5 separate regions of the Mus musculus genome follow, and regions 2, 3, 4 and 5 are each linked to region 1. Evidence: chromatin loops called from intact Hi-C (ENCODE). Cell type or tissue: heart. All regions are shown on one strand.

Region 1 (5,000 bases):
ATCCAGACTCCTGGGAGACCCCAGGCATCTCTCCCCAGCAACTCCTAAGCCAAGAGTGATAAGACATCGACCTTCCAACCTGTCTGCCCTCTAGGTCACCCCATTTCTTCCTTGCCACCTTCTATTCAGGGGCTCCTGGAAACCACAGCCCAACCAACTTTGCTTCGTTCTCAAGCATAGTACACCTTCCAGGGTCGACATTGGTTGGTTCAGGGCAGAAACTGCACTCCTGGCCTGGTGTCCTTTTTGAATGGCATTGTATCAGGGTTTAAGTTTTTTTGGGTGTGTTTGTTTGTTTGTTTGTTTGTTTGTTTTTATCTGTTTTGGCTATAATGAGGTTCCAGTATCTGAGAAGCTAGTGTCTTTTGAAAACAGGTGACTGTCCTTTTTGGGGTGTGATGTGTGTCCTTGTGGCTGAGGATCTAAACAGACCATGAAGCAGGAAAGAGCTCACAGCCCCTTTACTCTCGGAGCTGTGTGGCTCTGAGGCTGGCATAAAGCCATAGCCTTACAGAACTCATGTGAAGACCCCCCCCCCGTAAGGCAGAGGTTCTCAACCTTCCTAACACTACCAGCCTTAAACAGTGTTCCTTGTGGTGTGGTGACCCCCAATCATAAAATCATTTCATTGCTACTTCATAATTATAATTTTGCTATTGGTATGAATCACAATGTGTTTTCCAATGGTCTCAGGCAACCACTGTGAAAACGTCAATGGACCCCCAAAGGGGTCATGACCCACACAGGCTGAGAAACATGACCTTAAGGGCATCTGACTCAAGGGTTCTCTAGCTCATTCCCAAAGGCCTTTGGGGCTCCAGGATCCTCACTCTTCAATGGGAGTGGCCTCACTCAGCTAATGCACATGTAGTGGCTTTACATAAAAGGTGTCTTGAAAGGGGTTCACAGCTAACAAAACCTCAAATCACTGTCCTTGGTACATATCTGTATTGTTTCAAACAAACTTGGATGTCAACTAGCAAGGCTGCCCTAGTGACTTCATTTGTGTGTCCCCAAGAGTCCCCAGAGTCACCAATCTGACAGGAGGTCTTTGCAAGCACCTCTGGGACACACACACACACACACACACACACACACACCTACCTCTCTGGGGTTTCCCTACAATGATGTTTGACCACATCACTGAGCCCAGAAGCAGAACAAATGCACATGCGTGAGGGCGGTCAGAGCACGGGAGAAGCCCCTAGAAATGTCCCAGCAAGGCCAGTGTCCTTCCTGAGACTCAGCTGAGCTGCACCACGGAGGATGCTCTGTCAGGAATCCTTGGAAATGATGGTGATGACAGCATTGGCCTCGCCTTTCAAGCTTGCTCTCTCCGGTAGTCCTTACTGTTTACAGTGTTTCCCAATGTTTTCTTTCTGATCTAGCCTTCCTGTCATTCTTAATCCTAGCTCCTTTCAGCCATTAGGTCATTGACAGAAGACCTGTGGGAAGCCTGTGGAAAGGGCGGGAGGTGCAACCCAGAAGTTCATAATGTGTGCTCAGCACTTAACTTACATAATAGCCCTGTACACAGACAGCCTCCGGGGACCTCAAGGAGAGCAAGATCAGAGTGACCGCCTGGAGTCAGTGTGGTGGGCAGCTTCGGCACACTGAGGCTATACGTCTTACGTGTTTGTATTACCTGTCTTGCATGTTTGTATTTTTGTCGAAATCGTGCCCTGTATTTTATACCCTATTTAAGTAATACTTTAATATCTGTTGGTATAATACCCAAAACCTTAAATAAAGAGATTTATTTTTAGAGAAAGCTAATGTGCACGCAGTTGTTTGGGACATAGGGATCTAAACTTGTGTCCTCCAAAAGGAGACATGGAGAAAGAGGTCTGGGGCATACAGCTTCCAGAGGACACCATAAGGAAGTGGGGGATCAAGGCAGGGAGAAGAAGGCCAGCCAGTCAACGTATAAAATTAAACAGGTCCCTGATACTGGAGATGGGGCCTCCACATCCCTGGGAATCTTCTGATGTCCGTGCCTGGCCCATCAGATTTGATTGTCTGCAAAGACAGGAGCTGGGGGACGCATGCTATGTGGAGGTTGCCTTTGGTTTGGTTTTGAACCTGGGGTCTTACACGTGCTATGCAAGCACTGTACCCCCGAGCTGTATCCCCAGCTGGGGCGGGGGGGGGCGTCACCATGTAGCCTTCAGGGGATTGAACTCCTGTGGGCTTGCACACGGAATGCCTTCGGCTTCCACTTCTTATTTTTGAGACAGGGTCTCACTAAGTTGGCCGTGCTGGCTTTGAGCTCACCCTACTGCCCAGGCTGATCTTGAACTTGTATCTTCCTGCCTCAGCTTCCCGAGTCGTTGAGGGACAAGCCTGAACCACCAGGCCCAGCTTCTTATGCACATGCTGTTGGGATCCACATACTCAGTATGAGAAGAGTGAGTGCCGTGGGTCCTGGTTTTCGGTGCCACCTGGGATGGTGAGGCTGGAGCTTGCCCACCACCCTGGGAGCTCACCCAATGGAGGCAGTGGTTCACAGAACGATGTCTTGGTGCGGCCAGCCTTGCAACCCTAAACTTGCTGCAGTAGCTCTCCACTAGGTTGGGTGCCCAGCTTCCTGAGGACAAGTCATGATTATGTGGCATGGCACCTGCAGGTGTCACCGTAGACTGCCGCCGGTCAGACCCCAGACACAGGCTGAGCAGATCTAAGTCTCTGCACTTCAGTCTTCCCGGCCAGTGAGGTCAGGTGCTACAATGCCTTCCCTCCTCTATATGGAGTGTGTGCTCCCTACATCTCAGTCTACAGCAGGAACGCAGCCATTGGAGTGAGAAGCCATAATGTGCCTGGTGCCACAGAGGCCAGAAGAGGGCGCCAGATTCTCTGAAACTGGAGCTGTCGTGTGGGTGCTAGTTATCATTTTTAACCCAATGGCTTTACAATTCACAGGCACAGGCAGGGAGCAGTGCAGTCTGTGGGCAGGCTCAGGAGTCTATGGCCCACTTGACTGTTACGCAATGAGACCCTAGAAAGCAGGGTAAACCTTCCTTTTCTGATTCCCCTCAACCACTCTGAGCTCCTGGGCCTGTGTGCTGCCACCTTCTGGACGGTGGTGGGATGGCGGGACTGTCAGAGAGGCGTCTCAACCACCCCATTCAACCCTGCTCTGACAAGAAAGATATTAAATGGACACTACATCCAGGCTCCAGCACTTGACCCAGGGTGAACATCTGACACTTAATAAATAAATGAAAGAAGTAACAAGACCCCTAGGTAAAATGGCTGACTAGAAGGAAGGAGAGAGTCATCAGAATAAGGAAAAACAGACTTTACTCCAAACAGAGAACTAGACAAAGAGTTTCAGAAAGTCACAAGGAGGCGACATTAGAAAAGAGAGGGCTGAAAATAAGAGCGGCCGGAAGAAGTGAGCGGAACACGGTCTCAGCCATGCTGTCCCCTGTGGGGAAACGGAAACAGCCACCTCTAAAGCAAGCTGCCTGAGAACCGGGCAGCCCTGCCTTACGCCCACAGCCCTCAAAAGCCTCAAATCCGGCTGCTGGATTAGCAGTTTGGCAGTGGCCAGGGAGACGGTATTGGTGATTCTGATGGCCTACAAATAAGCGGCAAAGAAATCCTGTTTGGCAGCACCATCCTGAGAGAGAATCTGTTGGAGAGAGAGAGAGAGAGAGAGAGAGAGAGAGAGAGAGAGAGAGAGCGAGAGAGCACCAGGCCTACTCCAGGGACCTGAGATTGGGGATTGTCCATGTTAGACAGCCAAGGCTTCTCCAGAGGGCTTAGTCCTATCAGGTGCCTTCCCTAAGTTGCTCATGTCCAACCCCAAGGTGGGGTAGAACTACAGAATTCATTCTTGTGTTTATATTTTATTCCTATCTGGTACCATCACCAAACTGCTAAACTCAGAGACCCTCCCCTCTCAAACCTATAAAATTATGGAATACCCTGCACTCTGTGGGCTGCTGTTGAATTTCCCAGGTAACCCCCAAAACATTACTAAAAGCTGATATCCATCTCAGCTACCAATCTTTTCTCTACGGACTCTGGAAGGAGTCTTCATTCTTTAAGATAATCCACAGGTCCCTGAGCATCAACCTAGCCTGTTGTGGCTCCTGGGGAAAGAGATAGCTCTGGGAAGCCAGAGGACCAGACTCTGACAAGCCCTAGGGCTCAGACAGCAGGAGGCTGGGCTCAGACTAGGAAACATGGGAGGAGAGATAGTCTCACCCTGCAGCTGGTGACAAGACACAGCTTATCAACCGAGAATCACCCTAGAGCAGTGGCTCTCAACCCTCTTAACGCTGCAACCCTTTAATATACTTCCTCATGTTGTGGTGATTCCCAACCATAAAATACTTCATTGCTACTTCATAGCTGTAATCTTGCTACTCTTATGAATCATAATGTAAATATCTGTGATCCCCCCATCACCCCCGGCCCCCCACCCCCGTTTCTCTTCTCCCTTTTGCTCTGCACTCCCCCACCCCCCACCCCGCTCACTCCAGGCCCAGCTCAATCCAGTCCATAGGTTTTTAAAATTTGTTTCTCATTACGGATGGTTGTGAGCCACCTTGTGCTTGCTGGGATTTGAACTCATGACTTCCAGGAGAATCATCAGTGCTCTTAACTGCCTAGCCATCACACCAGCCCATATCTGTGTTTTTCAATGGTCTTAAGTGACCCACAAAGAGTCTGAGACCCACAGGTTAAGAACCACTGCCCTAGAGTTTGATAGCTCTGATCTTGAAGCCAGTGGAAGCATGGGATTCTGGGCCCTGGGCATGTTCATTTACCTGTCCCTCCTCGAGGCCAAGAACTCTGAATTTTCAGCCCAGGGGTGTACATGATATCCAACAGCAACATTCCTCGATAGAGGTGGTTTAAAGGAAGCTTTGGAAATACAAAAACGGGTCCTTTGCCCATGCCAACCTCCGCTTCTTATATTCCCAACACTCTCGAGAGACACCCCCCAGCTAGAACACGCCCCGTGGATACAAAGAAGGAAATACATTGGT
Region 2 (5,000 bases), 50 kb after region 1:
CCACTTTCCGCAGTGAACCCATAGTTCAGTTTTATTCAGAGCAATGGGGGTGGCGGGGAGGAAACTTCTGTTCATAGAAGAAACTCACCACAGGTCTGATCTTCACTGGAACTACACACGCAGTGAAGACAAGGCGATGTTTATCTACTGATCTCTAATATTAACAATTGTAAACAGAGCAGTGCAACTGGCACTTGGAACAACCCTTCTAGTGTTATGGTAACAGGCACAGCAGTTCACTTCTCGCCACATCATTGGTTCTCTTTGCGTACCTGGGCCTCCTCCTCTTCAGTAAAGTCATTTTTGATATTGAAGGTTTTACGAATCTCCTCAGGAGTTTCCCCCTTAATCTTAATGGCCACAGTCTTGCATGTGACATCAAGCAAACCTTTGATGTCTAAGTAGTTTGCAGCCAGAATAAGTTCAAAAAGTATTCCTTGGTCAACTTTCAGGAATTCTTGGTCCCAAACAGGAATATCATCTGTCCGTTTTCTTTGTTTTCATCATCCTCAGGGGAGGAGGGTCCTCTTTGTGGTGGGAGCACCACTGAATGACCTCTTTCAGAATTGCTGCATTAACATTTGGTAAAGGAACAGGATCATCATCCATTCCCAACTCTTCCGGCACGGCCTTGACGGTCACAGATTGTTTGGCAGTTTCTACAGCAACTTCAAATATCTCTCCATCAGAACTCTGCAACTTTGTCGTAGGCATGGCACTTGGTCTCAAGACCACAGGCCCCGAGGCTGACGGACAGAGTTCATAATCGCACAGAAGTATCGAGAACAAGGCCACTTTGAGACAGAGTCTTATGTAGCACAGGTTGACCTCAAACTTGGTACATAGTCTAGGGTACACTTGAACTCCTGGTCCTCCTGCCTTGACCTACCAAGTGGTATGAATATTGGCATACACTACCACACCTGGCTTCCCATTCATTTTTAAAGTCAAGTTGAGGACAGAGCTGTCTTCCAGGAATTACTTCCTTTGGGGTAGGGACAGAGAGAACAAGACAACACAACATCCCTCCTATCTAAAACGTTCTCCAGTTAAAGAAACTGAGGCTCAGGAAGGAGGCTGAAGGCTGAGCATGATGTCACACACTTATAATCCCATCACTCAAGGTACTGAGGATTATGAGTTCAAGGCCAGCCTCAGCTATATAGTGAGACTTGTCTCAATTTAAAATAATAATAATAATAATAGTAATAATAAAGAAAGGAGAGCAAATTCCTCGTTCATGAATAGAGGTGCCTATGCCTGGCATCTAAGCAAAGAGTTATGTGACTTCAGTCATCTTATGTCTGCTCAGCTTCCTGAGTGAGGTTTGACCATACTTACAAAGGACCCATGCATCACCATGCATGATCAGCTGAGGGGTATAGGAGAATGGACTGCAAGCCCAGATGGATGGGGCGAAGCGAGCTCTTCAGTATCCCCAGAGTTAAGTGACTAGAGGAGCCCTGGTCTATCAACTGTCTACAGTATGTCTGGTGTTGGGGAGGCTGTGGACCCTCCTGGGACCCTTCCTTTCAGACAATCCAGTTGGAGACAAGGTCTCAGTGTGTAGCCCAGGCTGGGTCTGGATGCCTGGATCCATCTGCCTCAGTCTCCTGGATGCTGGGATTACAGATCTGCAGCTCCATGCTCTGCCAGAAGACTGAGAGACAGTCATTACTGTCCCCTGGAGTGTAGATAAACCAGAACATGGTGGCTTGCTTAAGTTATAAATCCAGGGATGAATGGGATCCTGAACAGAATCTGAGATGCCTCCCAAGTCTGGCACATGCCTGAGTTCCTTCCGTCTGCCTCAGAGGTCAGGGACAACCAGGGCCTATGTTCTGCTTCACAAAGGCATATCACACTTTTTTTTAAAAAAAGATTTATTTATTCATTATATATAAGTACACTGTTGTGTCTTCAGACACACCAGAAGAGAGCATCAGATCTCATTACAGATGGTTGTGAGCCACCATGTAGTTGCTGGGATTTGAACTCAGGACCTCTGAAAGAGCAGACAGTGTTCTTAACCACTAAGCCACCTCTCCAGCTCTGGCATATCACACTTAACCATCACAGCAATTGTCTGAGTCCAGAGAAACTCTTTCTAGACAGGGATAATAGGAAGTGGGGATGGCAGGGGAGTATATGCTTGAAATCATGGCATTCAAGACTGAGGCAGGAAGATTGTCAGTTGCAAGTTAGCCTGGGCTACATAACAAAACCTTGTCTCAAAATAACAACCCCCGAAATAGGAATGAGAGCTGGAGAGATGTTCCAGTGTTAGAAAGCTGGCTGCTCCTCCAAAGGACCCTGGATAAGTTCCCAGCTACTCACCTGGGGGGAATGCCCCGCCTCCTACTGCTCCTTCCCCATCCACCCCAGTCCCTGCCTCCAGGAACTGCCTAGGGCTCCAGCCTGGTTTGAGGAAAGTGGGCACAAGTGTTCCCAATTATAGAGTTTGTTTGCAACTGTCCTTCCAGTTACCCTGGGGAAGTTTTCAGCTTCTCTGATCTGAATTCCTTCCTGAGAGACAGCGTGTCAGGGTACCTGGCTCACAACCCCAGGGATCTGATGCCCCCTTCTGGTCTCTAGGCGTGCATGCGGTAGTGCACAGACCATGCCCACAAGTAAAACACTCATATACATAAAGTTTCCTAGAAAGAAAGAAAGAAAGAGAGAGAGAGAGAGAGAGAGAGAGAGAGAGAGAGAGAGAGGAAGGAAGGAAGGAAGGAAGGAAGGAAGGAAGAAAGAAAGAAAGAAAGAAAGAAAGAAAGAAAGAAAGAAAGAAAGAAAGAGGAAGGAAGGAAGGAAGGAAGGAAGGAAGGAAGGAAGGAAGGAAGGAAGGAAGGAAGACCAAAAGGGTGGGGGAGCGAACCCGCCAACATCCTCCCCGGAGTTGCTATGACACTGGCCTGGGGAAGAGGTGAATCAGGGAAGCTTAGAAATGGCTTTTCAAGTAAGGCAGGAGATTAAGACTAGGACTGAAGAGCTCAGTGCCCGCTCACTCACTCTCCCCAGGGAGTAGCCTCCGAAGCTGCAGGAAGAGCAGCTGGCAGGTTGACCTTGGTGCCTGTGGTTTGAGGAAGAGGCTGGGAGTGAAACCATGCTCTCTGACCTGAGCTGGGACAGCCTTCCCAGACCTGCACATGCTCTGGAGGGCCATGTCCCCTCCTCAGGGCTCCCTAGCTCCTGTCCTAGCCCTGCCTTACCCACCGCACACAACCATGGGCTGACCAGGAGCAGCGCCCTTAACTGCTGGGGAAATAGAGAGGAAGAAGCCACACATCACCTTAGCCAAAAGAATCAAAGTTCTCATGGTTAGGTCACACTCTGTACTATCCGCAAGAAGCTAGGTACCCTGACATGTTCCCTGTCTCTCAGGAGGGAATTCAGATCAGAGAAGCTGAAGACCTTTCTCTGGGTGCCCCACAACGGGAAGGACAGTTGTGATCCGACTTCTATAGCAGAGAACACACGTGTCCACTTTCCCCAAGCCAGACTGGAGCCCGAGGCATGGCTCTTACTCCAGGCAGGGTGGGGTGGAAAAGCCAGAGGTGGGGGAGGAGCAGCAGGGGGTGGGGGCCACCCCACCTGTTGCTGCTGCCCAGCAGTGCTGGCAGGAAGAGACAGCCCTCCCCTCTGCCTCCACCCTCACCACAGCTCCCATCCATTGTCACCGCACTGTCTCAGCGCTGCTATATTTAAGACGGTTACAAGGCTCTCAGATCACATTCTTCCCCCGTCCTCACTGAGCCGAGGACAAGAAGAGAGCAGAGAGCCTCTTACTGTCCTAGAGACTGCCCAGTGGACACTGCTGTTTCTGTGAGTCACATGTAGGGTGCAGGGGCTGAGGGACACCCCAGCTTTCCACAGTGAATGACCTATGGGGGTGGTATATATGGTGCATGTGTAGTGTACATAACTCTAGTGTATGTGTGTCTGTGATGTACGGGTTTGTGTATGTGTAGATGATGTGGGGGTGGTCTGTGCATAGGCCTATGTAAAGTCAATGATGTTCTTGTGTGTCTATTGTATGATGGGGGTAGTATTTGTGTGACTATGGTGTGTGTATCTATAGTATAGTGTGTGGGGTATGTGTGTATGTGTGTTTGATATGTGCATTTATAATGTTTATGTGTGTGTTATAGGGCGTGTGTGTGTGTGTGTTGTAGGGTATGTGTCTGTGTTATAGGGTATGTGACTGTGTTGTGCTATAGGGTATGTATATTATAGGGTATGTGTCTATCTGTGTGTGTTATAGGATATGTGTGTGTGTTGTAGGGTATGTGTCTATCTGTGTGTGTTGTAGGATATGTGTGTGTGTTATAGGGTATGTGCCTATGTGTGTGTTGTAGGGTGTCTGTGTGTGTCGTAGAATATTTGTGTGTCTACTATAGGGTATGTGTGTGTCTGTGTGTGTTTTCGTATCCTGTCGAGTATGTGTGTATCTGTATGTGTGTTTGTTTGTTTGTAGTGTATATATGTAAGTATGTTGGGAAAGGGGTTTGTTAGGGAGATTTGAGCTTGGTAGCACCCCAAGTGAAAACGGGGTATCCAAGAACTCCATGCTTCATTTCACTGTTCTGTGTAGCCCTGGGTCTTCTGATGTGAGCCCTCCTTGACATTAAAGCTAAACATAAAGAAAAGAAAAGGCCCTTGAGGACCTCCTTGGAACTCGAGTCTTTGCTGTATGGAGCGGCAGCCCATCAGGGAGCCCGAGCTGGCAGGTCCGGCAGGTCCAGTAGGGAGGGAGTGTGTGGGCTGAGTGCTGGTTGTTCAACCCCACGGGCAGAGAAAAAGCATAGACCCTGCAGTCCCAAACCCTGGGGTTGCCAGGTTCATCCCATACAGGGGATGAGGCCCCCCGGGCTCTGCTGGGGAAGGAAGAGCCTCCACTAACCAGAGCCAGCCCATTACAGCCTTGGCGGAGCTGGGGAGCCGTGCCTGTCCCAGCCTGTGCCGACCCACTGGGCAGGGTGCATCCACTCCCCGCTCAG
Region 3 (5,000 bases), 210 kb after region 1:
CGAGTCAGAAGTCCGTTCAGTTCACTCCCTCGAAGAGAGAGGGGTTCCAGACCCGGATTCTTTCTGAAGCCAGTTCTAGGGTAATGGAAACAGATCCCCCTTTTTGCTAAGGAATGCTGGTTGGCTGGAAGGTGGCCTGGTCATGCCTACCTTTTCCAGTCTGTGGAGAGGGGCCTGTAAGAATGGCAGGCTCTGTTCATATCAAATCAGGAAAGCCTTCTGACTCCAAAGACCTAGAGGCCAGAGGGGCCTCCAGAGATGATACTAAAGGATTCAGGAGATCTGTGAAGACAAGGGACCTGTTCTCCTGGAATCTAGAGTACCCCAGCCGTGGGGCCACTGCCCTCAACTTCATAGATGTCCATGTCTTCCATAGTGTGGATTCTAGACTGTCCTGCTGAAGATAGAGAGACCAGCTGCTTCTGGTTCCTGCTTCATCCTCTGTGGCTGTAGAGCTATGTGAGGCTCTACCTTCAGGTCACCCTTGCCTCTTGGGGGTCAAGAATTATGATGCCCTAAGGACCAAGGATGTTCGCTTACATCCTTCAGACAGCGTCAGGAGCTGTCAGCTCAGGGTATCCTGTTGTTGGGAAAGGGCCCTCCCGACATCCTGATAAGCCTTGAAAGCCATTATGACCTTAGGTCCTTAGGGGCGCAGAGGAAGCTGGGTTCACTGGAGGTACAAAGTCTTCAGAGAACTCTATTCCTTGTGACATTTTGCTGTGTCTCACACAGCACTATCCCAGTCTTGCCTAGCTTCAGTACAAAGCAAGATATTCACACAGATTCTTTGGGTCCTAGGCTGTTCCCAGTGATGCTTGACTCAGCCCCACTGGCCTCTTCCACACTCTGGTCCTGAAGGATAAGCAGAAGGAGTTGGGAGGGAAGACTTCCTGCTGCAAACCAGGCATCCTAGGTCCACAGCCCCACGCTGTGTCTCTGGGTGCCTGCCTTTGCCCTTCAGTAAAGGTTGCAGTCCCAACAGATGGAGGTTCAAGGCGCTGCTGGTGGTAGGAGGGGTAGGTGGCACTGGGGACCACAGACACAGTGAAAGGAAAACTCTTAAACATTTAATACTTTTGCTTTTAGAAGATCCGGCCCGCAGACAGGACTTCCCCATTGCCCAAAGGAACTAACAGGGTGGTGTCCAGTGCAAAGAAAAATCAGCCTCCCTAATAAAGCAAGGAGGTCCACTCGGCTCTACAGCCTCTCCTAAGCTTCTGCAAGGTGACAGTTTGTTTTCTCTGTGAAGGTCAACGGCGTCTCATTTTATTCTTCCCAAGACAAGTTCTGTGCATCAAAAGCTGCTGCAAATTCTAATCGCTGTTTGGGAGGATCAGGGGAAGAAGTCGATTCGCCCACGCTTAGTGATTTAGACTGTATTTCAACATCAACTTGGGGGAGGAAGAGACAGAAAAGACACGGTGTTTCCTTATTACTCCTCAAAGGAGGAAGTGCTTGGTTCTGTCAACATAAGCCGATCTCTCCAAGGTGCCTGACAGAGGAGGAGGGAATACAGTTTCCACAGCTGTGAATTCCTGCACCAGCTTTGGTCCACACTTATGTGGTCTTGATCAACCCCCGCCCTTTACCTTGCTTTGGTTTCCTTCTCGGTAAATTGGGAATGGTGGGGAAAACAATGCTCTCCAGGGCCATTAAAACCTCTCATTGCTCTAACATGCTGTGGTTATCTCTGCAACCATGGAGACCTTTGTGCCATATGGACCATGTGACTTCTGGCTCCCATACTTCCTGAAGTTATGGGCACACACCATATACCATTGGGCGTGTGCTGACTGTAGAGGAATTGGGTGACTGGCCATATGAGTTTTAGAGATTTTCCCAGGGCAAGAGGGTTCTCTTGGCTCTCAATTTTTCTGGTCCCTCATGCCTCAGTGGTCCCCTGTGTGTGGGTCAGGCATGCTTGTTTAGCGGTGCCAGACTGAAGCTCCGGCCTTCCGGTGTACCAAGCAAGTGTTGTACTCCTGAGTCAGGTTTTCTTCAGTTAGATGCTAACTAAGCTCTCTGAGAGACCCTCAAAGTTTTTGAGGTGTAGCTCAGTCAGTAGAGTGCTGCATCTGCAAGAGCAAATCTCTGGGTTCAAAGGTCAGTACTACCTAAAACCAGGAATGGCAGTGCCATCCCCTACCTGTAATCCCAGCACTCCTGAGGTACAAGCAGGAAGATCAGGAATGCAAAGTTACTGTAGCTGTAAGTTCGAAGCCAGCCTGAGCTAGTTGAGACCCCCTTACCTCAAAATAAATTTAAGTTACAATTCTAAATTAAATTAAAATGTCTAGGGCTGGAGAGATGGCTTAGTGGTTAAGAGCACAGACTGCTTTTCCAGAGGTCCTGAGTTCAATTCCCAGCAACCACATGGTGGCTCACAACCATCTGTAATGGAATCTGATGCCCTCTTCTGGTATGTTTGAAGAGAGCGATGGTGTACTCATATACATAAAATAAGTAAATAAATCTTTTTTTAAAAAAATGTTTAAGTTCCTCGGAGTTCTTGTTAAGTTCAACGGACAAAAGATAGACTAAAATAACCACGTCTGCCCTTAATCTTTCAGCAGCCATTTCTCTCCCTCCGCATAAAGCTCCTTCTAACCTTGTTATTTCTCAATCTCTTCGGCAACTCTCCAATCTGCTAAACTCCACCTGCTGGCTGGAGGTATAGCACAGAGAACCCGCGGCTCCTAAATAGTCACTAAATAAAACGACCTGGCTTCAGCCTTCCCCTGAAGATTGGTGCAACAACGTGGACTTCTCCCAGTTTTCCCCACACCTTGGGTCTTTCTCACTTGCGGGGAATCCGGCAATTAAATCCTTAGGCGAGTCTACGGAATTTAAATTCAATAGAGCAGAACCAGCAACGCCGCCTTAAGTCTTTCTCCCTTCCAATGCCAGAGGGCGCTCCAGAGCCGCAAGCCTGACCCCACCCCCTCTCCTTCCAAGCCAATCGTTACTCTGAGAGGCGGGGCTACTCGCCGGCGCTTGCGTGTTAAGAGGGGGGCGGTGCGGGCCCGGAAGCAAGGATGTAGGAGCTGAACTTGAGTGGTGGGCTGTGGACTCTGGGATGCTGCTGCTGCTGCTGCTGCTGCTAGTGGCTGCGGCCCAGGCAGTGGCCCTGGCTCCGCGCCGCTTCACTCCGGACTGGCAGAGCTTGGACTCGCGGCCACTGCCGAGCTGGTTCGATGAGGCCAAGTTCGGGGTGTTCGTGCACTGGGGGGTGTTCTCGGTGCCCGCCTGGGGCAGTGAATGGTTCTGGTGGCACTGGCAGGGCGATCGGATGCCGGCCTACCAGCGCTTCATGACAGAAAACTACCCGCCCGGCTTCAGCTACGCCGACTTCGCACCGCAGTTCACAGCGCGCTTCTTCCACCCGGATCAGTGGGCCGAACTCTTTCAGGCTGCCGGGGCCAAGTGAGTGCGGGACGGGCGCGAGGCGGGAGCAGGCAGGCCATAGCCGGCGCTGCCTGACCTCGGAAGGTCCAGGACCCTACGTTCTGCATCTCGGAGGAAGGACGCTAAAGACGAGAATCCAGCTGAGGATCAGTTAAAAAAATAAATAAATAAAATAAAATAAAATAAAATTAAGGCGGGAAAGCACTGGGTGGTACACCTGTGCGGAGAGAGACTAGAATCAGGCTACATCGGTGTCTCGTTTGAAAGGTCCAGAACACAGCCCAGATTCCCGTCGGTGGCCCTGAGTTGTAGATCTGACCAGTCCCCTTAGGCTACGGGTAGCGTCCGTCCGTGGAAGCTTATAAAAAAGCGCCGCCTGACTTCCTTGTAGCCCTGTGCCTCTAAAGGAAGAAGGAAGGATGGAAGTTTGGGGTTGCTCTTTGTTGGGGTCTCCCTCACTTCTCACTTGCTTATAGTAGAACTCAGAGGAGGAAGGGGGTTGTTTGGGCAAAGCCCTGCAGAGGAAGTGCGTTTTGAGAGCCCTCTAAGCCAGAGAAAATATTGGCTGACTTTGGACGCGGGATTTGGCCACTGTGAGGGCAGCCTCCCGCTCCTGGCTTAGTGTAGTCCTCCGCTCTCTTCATTGATTTTCTGCCAAACTCCGACTTTTTATTCCCTCGGGACGTTAGGTTTTCTCCCCCGAAGGGAAAGGCTGTGTATAGCTGGCACTTAGTATTTTCGCCAAGTAAAAGGCCTGAGGGAACAGAAATCTGTCATCTTGCCATCTTGAGAGCCGTAATTTACAAAGTTGAACTCCAGCCTTTTTCCAGACTTCCTGTTTAATGGACGAGGTAACTAGCCCAGAGAGAGGAAGGAGAGGAAGGAGCCTGGTGTCCTAGACTGCAGGTCTATGATCTGGAAGTGAAAGCTCCAGAAAGCTCATGGGACAGGTGTGCCCAGGCTCTGCAAGCCATACCCAGAGGGCGTGGTTATTTGCTTGTTGAGTGGGAAGGGATTTTATATTTCAGAAGGACTTTTTGAAAGGGGAAAGAGATGTATTGCAGGAAGGACTGATGAAGTTCAGGGGCCCCTACACCAGCTAGTGGTAAAATCTCATGTAACATGCTATCTTTTCCTATAAAAGTAAGTGATATATTGAATGGACTGATTATCTCAACACATTTTTTTTTTCAGTCCTAGATATTTGAGCCTTTGTCACCTTAAATGACAGGCAGTTTCACAATCTTGGTTAAGAAAACAAGCAGATGGGGGCTGGAGAAATGGCTCAGCGGTTAAGAGCACTGACTGTTCTTCCAAAGGTCCTGAGTTCAATTCCCAGCAACCACATGGTGGCTCACAACAACCATCTGTAATGGGATTTGATGCCCTCTTTCTGGTGTGTCTGAAGACAGCTATGATGTACTCATACATATAAGTAATATAAATAAACAAATATTAAAAAAAAAAGAAAACGAGCAGGTGCTTGTGTCTGCTTTTTGCTCTTGCCAATAGATTGGGGCACAGGGTTGACACAGGTTCATCACTTATTTCCAGAAGGGTTGAACCTGAGAGCTAAGTAGCACAGCATTTCT
Region 4 (5,000 bases), 60 kb after region 1:
CCCAGGAAGGCTCCCTGGAAGAGGCAGCATGGGAGCTGGAGGGTGAATATCTCACGGTCCAAAACCAAAAGTCCAAGTAAAGGGACCCCTTTATACAGGCGGCCACTTTTGTCCCATTTGAGCCCTTATGTAAGGCCAGATAACCAAAGTAGATCACGATTCAGATCTCAGCAAGACAGCAACAGGTTAGGTTGGTGGGGGAGAGGGGGGTTGTTGTTTTGTTTTGTTTTGTTGTTGTTGTGGTTGTTTGGGGTTTTGTTGTTGTTGTTTTTAACTTAAAGCACACAAGTGCTAAGTAGCTGGAGATGGCAAACAGGTAGGCGGATCACAACCAAGAATGACATCTGAAGGAAGTTGGCCTCCAGACTGGCCAGTTCCAGCTGGCACACTTTCAAAGTCATGCACTGGACAGTGCGCTGGGCAAAGGGAGCTGTGGAGACCAAGGCAGTGCCACCTGCCAGTGGCTGGCCCCAGTAAGAGCTCTGCTTCCAACTCAGATCTGAGCTAAGTCGGTGAAGCAGGGGTGGATACTGGGGGAGGGGGGCTGGTTTCTGAGCCAACCAGCAAGGCCAGCACTACAGAGCCAAGGATTCCTGAAATGGGAGAAGCCAAGGCCAGACCCACTGGCTGGTGACCCCTGAGGTTCCTGGCTTGGTGATTATGGAGCTGAACCATAAGTCTGGTCTCTGAGGGTGTGTTCCTGCTCAGGCTTGTCAGGAGAGTCCATCCATTCAGCAACTCCTGAGCACTTCCTAGATGCAGGAGCATTGAGAGGACTCAATCACAGAGCATTGCCCTAGTGAGGCAAACACTCTGAGCACTCAGTCACAGTCGCTGAGGACAGACTTGCTACGTAGGGCAGGCAGGGGGATGGATCTGTTCTCAGGATGCTGCATATGTGGGGCTGCACATGAACAAGAAGAAACCCAAGAATACCCCCTGGGTATTTGGGGGGCGCTCAGTGTTCAGAGAGGTGCCAGGGAGAGGTAAAGGGAGGGGGCAGCAACTGCTGGAAGTACCCTTAAAATCGGAATCTAGGGCTAGAGGGATGGCTTAATGGCTATGAATGAATAAGGCTCTTCTAAAAGACCAGAGTTCAATTCCCAGCACCGGTGTTGGTAGCTCACAACTGTCTGCAACGCCAGCCTAACAGAAGTCAAAGTCTCTGGCTGAGTCTCTGGCTGCTTCGGGTTCTGCATTATCACACACAATTCCCCACAAGCCTCCTGCACGTAAGCTTGTTTGTTTGTTTGTTCTTTAATAATAATAAAAAAAGGTAAAGTGGTCTGGTGAGATAGCTCATCTAAAGGTCCAAATCCCAGCAACCACATGGTGGCTCACAACCACCCGTAATGAGATCTGAGGCCCTCTTTTCTGGTGCATCTGAAGACAGCTACAGTGTACTTATGTATAATAATAAAAAAATCTTAGAGAGAGAGAGAGAGAGAGAGAGAGAAGGTAGTGGTTCTAGGACAAGACTACATAGTAAGACTCTGTAAACAAAAAACAAAAATAAGAGCCGGGAAGTGGTGGCGCACGCCTTTAAACCCAGCACATGGAAGGCAGAGGCAGGTGGATTTCTGAGTTCGAGGCCAGCCTGGTCTACAGAGTGAGTTCCAGGACAGCCAGGGCTACACAGAGAGAAATCCTGTCTCGAAAAAAACCAAAAGGGGGAAAAAAAAAAAAGCAAAACTAAAAACAAAAACAAAACAAAAAACCAAAACAACAAAAAAATAATAATAAGTATATAGATAGACAGGCTGGCAGACAGATAGATAGAAGGAATAGAATATCAATACATCCCAGGAGATTAACCATAGAGGCATAGGCCTGTGATTCCTGGCTTCTGGAGGCTGAGGCAGGAAGGATACAAGTCTGAGACTGATCTGGGCTACCCAGTGAGACGCTATCTCAAAGAGCAATGGAAAATGTAGGCAAATAGTAAGTCATTTTCCTGAGGCCTCTCTGGCTGGAGGGGCAGGCAGGATGAGGCTTAGGGCCTGGCAGCTGCTGCGCCTTGAGAGGACGGCAGGGCCTGGGCAGCCCAGCCTGAGGAGTCTGGAATGTTTCTGACAGGTCTGGGCTAGGGTCCTGGTCCTCAGAGCCTGGAGAGATGTGTGCCCAGATTAAGCACTGCCCTCCCCACAGGAGACTTAGCTGGGCCCCTTTCCTAAATAGGGACAGAGTGGATGTGCCTCTGTTCCCTGGCCATGGGGATAAATAGGGCACCCAGAGAGACAGCCCAGGTCCAAGAAAGGCTGGTCCTGAGGCTGGAGCGCCCTCTGTCTGCAAGAAGGACACCTTCCTTTTCAACGTCAACTGGCTGTGCTAGAGCCCGAAGAGGTATCTCTGAATTCACCCCTGAGACACACACACACACACGCGCGCGCGCATGCACCCATCCACCCAACACCAGTGTACAGGTTCTATACCCAGTAGTCCTAAGTTTACTGGGACACAGGGCATGTCCAGACAGAACACTGGCCCCTGGCAGCTCTGCCCACAGCATCTGAGCCTTCTTACAGCCACAGGACACAGTGACACAGCCACAGGTCAAACTGATGGAAAGTGAGTCAGCAGCGGTCATGTGGCTCCTGTGCCCACTTGCTGTTGACCATTGTCATATGACCACACCTCCCAGAGAGAGGGTCAGGAGACAGGCAGTCTGGTGGGAGGCTCCAGGGTAAATCCTGTTTCTTTAGAATTAGAACAGTCGTTTCCCCAACCTCCCTAACGCTGTGACCCTTTACCTCATGTCCTGGTGACCCCCACCTATAAAATCATTGTCATTGCTACTTCATCATAACTGTAGCTTTGTTTCTGTATGAATTGTAACGTAAGTATCTGTGTTTTCCCATGGTCCTAGGCAGTCCCAGTGAAAGGGTCATTTGATTTTCAAAGGGGTCTCCACCCACAGGTTGAGAACCACTGGATTGGAGGGACCTGATATGGCAGAGCAATGTGTGCTCTCTGACGCAGGCCCCACAAGGCTTGTGTTCCAACTCTGTACATCATAATTAAAAGCCTCCAATGTTGTTCAGACAACCCCGGGTCTTATGCGTGCTAGGCAAATGTCCCACGCCAGCCTGCACCCCAGCTCCAGGAGGAAAAAACTTTAAGTTCCCTGGGGTAATCTAATTGAGAGCTAAAATTAGGGATAGAAAGCCAGATGTGGAGGTGCATGCCTGTAACCCCAGCATTCAAGAGGCTGAGCCCCCAGGACCTCAAATCCAAGGCTCATGTGAGCTACACACTGTCACCCTATCTCCAAAGAAGATGGAGAAAGAGCTGAGGAAGAGGAGGGGGGAGGGGGATGGAGGAGGACAGGGAAAGGGGAGAAGAGGAAAGAAAGAGGAAGCAGCAACAACTAGGCTTGGTAGCTGCACACTTGTGACCCTAGCACTTGAGAGACGGAGGCAGGAGTATTAGCGGTTTGTGGTCATCCTTGGCTATGTTTCTAAATCAAGTCTAGCCTGGGCTACCTGAGACCCAATCTCAAAACTTCAATAAATAAATAGCAGTGATTATAAGCATCACCCTGGGAGTTATAGAGAGAGGTTTGGAGCTTTCATTGGTACAGGCACCTCAAAGAGGAGTCCAAGTTCAAGGCCTTGTGTCTGGTGTGCCCTGGGAGTGCCTCTGTCAGCTACCGCAGACTGGAATGGATCTTTGAGCAGCTACAGTGATCAGGACCAAGGAAGAGTTACCCTTAGGGGTATAGCAGCCCTTCAGAGGTAACCCCATGTACAGAGCCAGCCCTGTGTGCTCCCGTTTTCCAAGTGAGGACAACTGAGGCTGGCAGTGGAAGTCCCACCAGGGGTGTAGCCAAATGGAGAGCAGCACATTGCTGAGGCTGGAATCCTTGTCTGTGTACGTCCCCCAACTCACCACAGCTACTGTGTCTCCACAGGTACAAGAACGACATCCGGATCGATCCCCGCCTCTTTCCAGCCGGCAAGTACCGTATCACCAACAACTACGGGCTGCTGACCCTGGAGATCATGAGGTAAAGCACAGACAGAGCCTGGCCCATCCCCCACTCCCATGACACCACTGAGGCTAACCCTGGGCTCTAGTACCCGGGTTTCGCCATCCTCAGAAGGCCTAAGGGACCAGGGCAAAGCTTGGGGATCCAGCAAGAGAGCTCTTGCCTGAGGTGCCAGGGAACACAGGGCACCAGGGGGGCTCTCGGCTTGCTGATGGAGCAAAAAAGGCGCCTCCTCTCACTACTCCATTGGGGTACCCTGGATGGGAACCAGTCAAGCTTCTTTTGGGGCACACAGGGCTATTCTGGCTGGTGATGAGACTCAGGCCTGAAGCAGAAGATTTGGGCATTATGCCTGACTCTGGCATGGATTGGCACGGACTGGCACTAGGCCTCAGAGGAAAGAAATCTGTTCGTGGTTTTTGACATGGAGATGTCAATAGGGCTGGAGGCAGTGCCTGGAAAGAGGCGCAGACCGCTGGGTTGAATTTCAGTAGCTATGTGACTCTGGGAGAATCGCTCCATCTCTCTGATCTTCTACAGTCGGTAATAACAAGGCAGGGTGGTACATGTTTTCAAAGCCCTTTCCCTTGAGCTGGTATAGGCCGATGTCATATCCCTAGTGTTTCATAGAAATCTAGTGAGCAGCCCAAAGACACACAATCCTGGGTCTTCCCCATGTGTGGGGGAGGGGGGGCTGGGGAGGAGTTCCTTGATGAGCCACCCAGCAAGGGATGTGTTCCTCATGGAGCCTAGCATCCTGTGGGGTTCCTCCCTCCTTTTTAGGTGCACGGTGGAGGACTCGGCCACCTACACTGTGCTGGTGAAGAACGCCTACGGCCAGGCCTCTTCCTTTGCCAAAGTCCTCATCCGCAGTAAGTCCCTCCATCCCCAACAGGCCAGGCCCCACAAGCCCATGGCTAGCAGACAGCCATGAAGCTAAGATGGCACATGAGCTGGGACTGGGGACCTAGAGGCCTTTGGACTGAGAGAGCCTCCTCTCTCAGACTAGCAA
Region 5 (5,000 bases), 170 kb after region 1:
GAACAAAATGAAGGGCATAGTGATAGCCCTCCTAACTCCAGCACTCTGGGAGGTGGAGGCAGGAGAATCTCAGAGGTCAGGGCCAGCCAGGCTTACTGTGATCCTGTGTCCAAAACAAAAGCAAAAAAGGAGAAGCTGGTGAGGTTGATTAGCAGGTCAAGCCACTCCCACGCCCCTCCCCCTCGAGCCTGCCAACCTGAGTTCTGGGACCTCCATGGTGGAAGGAGAGAACAAACTCCTACAACGTTTCCTATGACATCCACACCATGCCGTGGCACACACATGCCAACACCATAAATGAGGAAATAATGTAAGCAGACAATGTACAGAGCCATCGAGAATGTCCAGTGCAAATAACTTCTGGCCTCAACAGCGTGTGCCCATCCAGAGAGAGAGACAGAGAAGAGAAGCATTCCCCTGCCTAATCTAAATAGAAGTACAAAGAGGGAAGTCAAATGACACCCGAGGTCTATTGTTTAGACTCCAACGCGGGGGGGGGGGGGTTGTTGGCACAGTCACCCTGTGGGCCACACCTATACAAGTCTCTAATCTACTGACTCAAGAGCTTGTCACTTGTTTGTTCTTTCTTCTTCAAGCTTGTTTGTAAATTCGGGGTCACTTTGAATGTCTGCAGGCAGGCCTGCTAGGAGGAGCCCGGGCTCTCAGAGACAGCTCACGCTCTCATTAGTGTTACCAAACTAGTATGAAGCCCCACGCCTCCTTTCTCACCGCGTGCTTTCGTTTCCTGAGGAAGCATCTGGGGCTGGTTTCTACACGTTCACACATTCGGGAGAACTTGCAAGTCTATTGTCAGCCGCGGCAGTCACCTGATTCTAATTACCAAATGGAGGCAGCACAGGATGTCCGTGGGAAACTCCCACGGCTCTGGCTCTCGTGATGCTCCGGGGAGGGCTTCAGCCTGCAAGACCTTAAAGAGCCCTGCCTGATCTCTACCGACTGACACCCACATTCACAGCCCTGGGAGATGGGCCTGTGCATGGTTCAGTCCAGCTGAGTCCAGTCTCTCACTCAGGAATCTGAGTTACTCTCTGGCAGTCCCCTATCATGGAGCGGTGTGTCTGGAGTCCTTGTTTGCTGTGTCGCTCTCAACAACACATAAGAAGGCATTTCCTAAACAAGATGATTTAGCTTAGGTTTGTTGCAGTAGGGGGTTGTTGTTTGAACCGGATCTCATACCCCAGGCTGGCCTCAAACTTGCTTTGCAACTGAGTGTCCTTGAATGGCCTTGCTATCTGCACTTCCCAACAGCCGGGTCTGCAGCTATGTGCCACCATGCCCAGCCTAATTTATTTATGCTTTTGGAAACAACATACTTGTGTGGTTATTAGAATTGTATGCTATGGCCATATGCAATTAATTTCATGGCCAGCCAGTGTTTGCAGGTTTTTTTATTATTATTATAGGCTGAGCTAGATATACTTACAAATTTTAATTTCCTTAAATAAATTTCCCTCAAATTCCAAGCTACAAAATTATTAGGTCATGAGGTAAACATATAGGTTAAGTGTGGTTAATTTTTTATCAACTTGACACAAGCTAGGATCACCTGGGAAGAGGGAACTATGCTGAAAAAAAAGTCATCAGATTGGTCTGAGGACAAGTCTGTTGGGAATTTTGTCGTTTGTTTGTTTGTTTGTTTGTTTGTTTGTTTTTCGAGACAGGGTTTCTCTGTATAGCCCAGGCTGTCCTGGAACTCACTTTGTAGACCAGGCTGGCCTGGAACTAAGAAATCCACCTGCCTCTGCCTCCCAAGTACTGGGATTAAAGGCGTGTGCCACCATGCCCTGCCTTTTTTTTTTAATTTATCTATTTAATATATATGAATAACACTGTAGCTGTCTTCAGGCACACCAAAAGAGCACATCAGATCCCATTACAGATGGTTGTGAGCCACCTTGTGGTTGCTGGGAATTTAACTTGGGACATCTGGAAGAATAGTCATTGCTCTTAACCTCTGAGCCATCTCTCCAGCCCCGGGAATTTTTTCTTATTAGTGGTTAAATGGGAGGACCCAGTCCACTGTGGGTGGTGCCACCCCTGCCTGGGCCAGTGGTCCTGGGTTCTATAGGAAAACAAGCTGAACAAGCCACAAGAAGCAGGCCAATAGGCAGAGTCCCTCTAAGACCTCTGCTTCAGTTCCTTCCTGCACGTACCGGCCTTGACACTCAACCTGGGGTGTTTTTTTTTTTGTTTGTTTTTTTTTTGTTGTTGTTTTTGGGTTGTTTTGTTTTTCGAGACAGGGTTTCTCTGTATAGCCCTGGCTGTCCTGGAACTCACTCTGTAGACCAGGCTGGCCTCGAACTCAGAAATCCGCCTGCCTCTGCCTCCCGAGTGCTAGGATTAAAGGCGTGCACCACCATGCCCGGCTCAACCTGGTTTTATCTTAACAACAGAAAAGTAGACAGTAAAGCTTTTAGTATGTGTTACCAAACACCTTCTATAAACTATGTAGAGACTGGAGAGCTGGCTCAAACAGTTAAATACTTCAGACACAGGCATGGGGACCTAAAATTAGAACTCACATTAAAATCTAGGCTCTGCTATGCAGGGATGTAACCGCAGTGCTGGATTCAAGGAGCGCAGAGACAGGTGGATTCCCAGGGCTCACTGGCCGGCCAGCCTAGCCAATTGCTAAACTCTGGGTTCTCAAAACATAATATAAGAGAGTGACTGAAGAAGATACTCAGTCTCTAATGTAGCTGCTACAAAGCATCCACACAGACATGCATGTGTGCCCACATATGAACATGTATACACACACATACAGAGAGAGAGAGGAAAGATAAAGAAGTTATATGTTGTGCCAGGTCATGGTGGCGCACGCCTTTAATCCTAGCACTCGGGAGGCAGAGGCAGGTGGATTTCTGAGTCTGAGGCCAGCCTGATCTACAGAGGGAGTTCTAAAACAGCCAGGGCTACACAGAGAAACCCTGTCTCCAAAAACCAAAAAAAAAAAAAAAAAAAAAAAAAAAAAAACAACTTTTTTTTTTAATTTAAAAATTATGTGTCCATTTAAGTCCCTAGCACCAGCGTTCAGGTCACATCCCAGCTCTGGAGTCACTGTTCTTCCTTGTTAGTAATGGCTGTTCCTCTGACCTTGGATCTGTAAGATGAGCTGGTGAAATAATGGAAATTGTTTGTTTGTTTTTTTAAAGTGTTCTTTAAGGTCACATACCATATGTGGCCTCTTGTACAAGAAGCCCCATAGGACAGCTCTTTGCCCCACCAAATATGACAGTAATGAGGTCTCCCGACTCATTTAAGTCAACATCGTCCACGGCTGTAGACTTGTCAGTTGATCCATGAACATCTGTTAATTTTCCACTCACTAGAGCAGGCTAACATTTGTTGTCTGCCTTGTGGCATTGATTTTGAGAGAGACTTCGAAAGTCAGGCTACCACGGACAAAGACTCATTCCCATAGAGGATTAAATAGCTTGGCCCAACGACAGCCATTGACATTCTCACTCTTGGGAACAGCAGCAACAAGAGGGTCAACAGCTCTGAGTCCCAGGATGTTGGGAGCCGCCCTCACATTTGCCATTATAAGATGGCGCTGACAGCTGTGTTCTAAGTGGTAAACATAATCTGCACACGTGCAGGGGCAGTTTTCCCGCCATGTGTTCTGCCTTTCTCGTGATGACAACTGGGCCGATGGGCTGCAGCCAATCAGGGAGTAATACGTCCTAGGCGGAGGATAATTCTCCTTAAAAGGGACGGGGTTTTGCCATTCTTTTTCTCTCTCTTGCTCTTGTTGTTCTTCTTGCTCTTGTTTTTTTTCTCTCTCTTGTTCTTGCTTTTTCTCTCTCTTGCTCTTGCTTTCTTGTTCTTGTTCTTTTTCTTGCTTTCTTTCTCTCTCTTGCTCTCTCTCTTGCACTCTTGCTCCTGAAGATGTAAGCAATAAAGTTTTGCCGCAGAAGATTCTGGTTTGCTGTGTTCTTCCTGGCCGGTCGCGAGAACGCGTGTAAGACCAGGAAGTGATTCTCTCCTGCCCTAGGGGGAGGGTCTCCCAGTGTGGTCCAGGCTGCCCCACAACTCACATGTACTGAGTTGGGGACATATAGTTCAGTGGTATATTGCTGGTCTAACATGCACACCGCTCTAGGTTCAAACCCAGCCTCACCCACGAAACAAATAACTCGGTTTGGACAATAACAGTGAGTGTTGTAACCCCGGCTGTCTTGGAACTTGCTCTGTAGCCTAGGCTGGCCTGCAGCTCAGATCCACCGGCCTCTGCCTCCATGCTGGGATTAAAAGCTGTGTACCATCTGTAGGAGAGCTGGCAAGCTGACCAACTCAGCTACCATCCAGGGCTTTGAGCTGGCCCACTCCAGCATCTACCCCACCTATGAACTGCTGGAGTGCATGAAGTCAGGGGCCGGTCCTGCAGGTCCAAAGCTGCAGGATCTCCATGACACAGGGCAAACAGCTGGGGATCCAAGAGGAGTCCCGGTTTTCTTTTGGAGGTGAGGGGTGCAGAGAGCAAATGCAAAGGGTTGGGGGGTTGAGTGGGATTGGGGTGGATGATGTGAAATTCACAAAGAACCCCAAAAAGGTTGGTTGGTTGGTTGGTTTGTCTGTTTTTTAAAAAGTGTGCACCCCCGCTGCCCGGTGGGCTGGAAGGAGGAGTGCTCAGCCACTAAAGGCTCCGTGCACAATGCCACGATTACTGTGAGAAACAATCAGTCAACCAAGGAAGACGGGACAACCTGACCAGGCATGGGCCATGTGCAACAGAACAGAGCGTGCTCCAGCGCTGCACTCTCCAAGAGCAGATGCTATGCAAATGGCTCACTGCAAGTCCACTTACAGGACCTCAGGCCTTTGAAGCTTGGACCTGTCTTGGCGGTCCAGCCAACCTCTGTTCTTCAAAGCACCTCTCTCTGCTTTAGGAGCTCTCTCGATTTCTTTTTCTTATTTTTAAGACAGGGTCTCTCTACATGCCCCTGGCTGGCTGTCCTCGAACTATGTAAACCAGA

What was found. Hi-C counts contacts between places; a loop is a spot of excess contacts. Peaks named below come from ENCODE experiments on the same cell type or tissue, not always from the same donor. Only the 100,000 strongest peaks of a DNase experiment are listed, where the experiment ranks them.
Region 2: a loop joins it to region 1, with 4 times the contacts of the local background. A loop is called at or near these places in 15 of 42 quality-filtered maps.
Region 3: it touches region 1 in a loop (2.3-fold over the local background); 5 of 42 quality-filtered maps call a loop at or near these places.
Region 4: it touches region 1 in a loop (3.0-fold over the local background); 17 of 42 quality-filtered maps call a loop at or near these places.
Region 5: it touches region 1 in a loop (2.7-fold over the local background); 4 of 42 quality-filtered maps call a loop at or near these places.

The regions. Positions count from the first base shown.
Region 1 is chr4:135,706,411-135,711,410 of GRCm38, forward strand. Ifnlr1 (interferon lambda receptor 1) reads left to right here. Exons shown (of 7, transcript NM_174851.3): 7 at 1-1,771. Among named protein-coding and RNA genes, the nearest start is that of Il22ra1, 19 kb to the right of the region's middle. In heart, a CTCF peak has its summit at 2,969; a DNase peak (open chromatin) is centred at 2,961; H3K4me3 peaks cover 359 bases; H3K27me3 peaks cover 439 bases.
Region 2 is chr4:135,755,982-135,760,981 of GRCm38, forward strand. It overlaps Myom3 (myomesin family, member 3), which reads left to right and starts at 3,734. Exons shown (of 37, transcript NM_001085509.2): 1 at 3,734-3,825. It also overlaps the pseudogene Gm12988. In heart, a CTCF peak has its summit at 2,578 (motif pointing left); no DNase peak of the experiment used is centred here; H3K4me3 peaks cover 499 bases; H3K27ac peaks cover 211 bases; H3K27me3 peaks cover 316 bases.
Region 3 is chr4:135,917,725-135,922,724 of GRCm38, forward strand. Cnr2 (cannabinoid receptor 2 (macrophage)) reads left to right here. Exons shown (of 2, transcript NM_009924.4): 2 at 1-2,495. It overlaps Fuca1 (fucosidase, alpha-L- 1, tissue), which reads left to right and starts at 3,002. Exons shown (of 8, transcript NM_024243.4): 1 at 3,002-3,426. The coding sequence starts at 3,080. In heart, a CTCF peak has its summit at 2,860; DNase peaks (open chromatin) are centred at 1,097, 1,277, 2,987 and 3,887; H3K4me3 peaks cover 1,981 bases; H3K27ac peaks cover 1,662 bases.
Region 4 is chr4:135,766,761-135,771,760 of GRCm38, forward strand. Myom3 (myomesin family, member 3) reads left to right here. Exons shown (of 37, transcript NM_001085509.2): 6 at 3,911-4,006; 7 at 4,772-4,860. Among named protein-coding and RNA genes, the nearest start is that of Myom3, 9.5 kb to the left of the region's middle. In heart, a CTCF peak has its summit at 2,272; a DNase peak (open chromatin) is centred at 411; H3K27ac peaks cover 983 bases.
Region 5 is chr4:135,875,976-135,880,975 of GRCm38, forward strand. No RefSeq gene overlaps it. Among named protein-coding and RNA genes, the nearest start is that of Pnrc2, 4.6 kb to the left of the region's middle. In heart, a CTCF peak has its summit at 1,918 (motif pointing left); DNase peaks (open chromatin) are centred at 176 and 816; H3K4me3 peaks cover 1,320 bases; H3K27ac peaks cover 1,391 bases.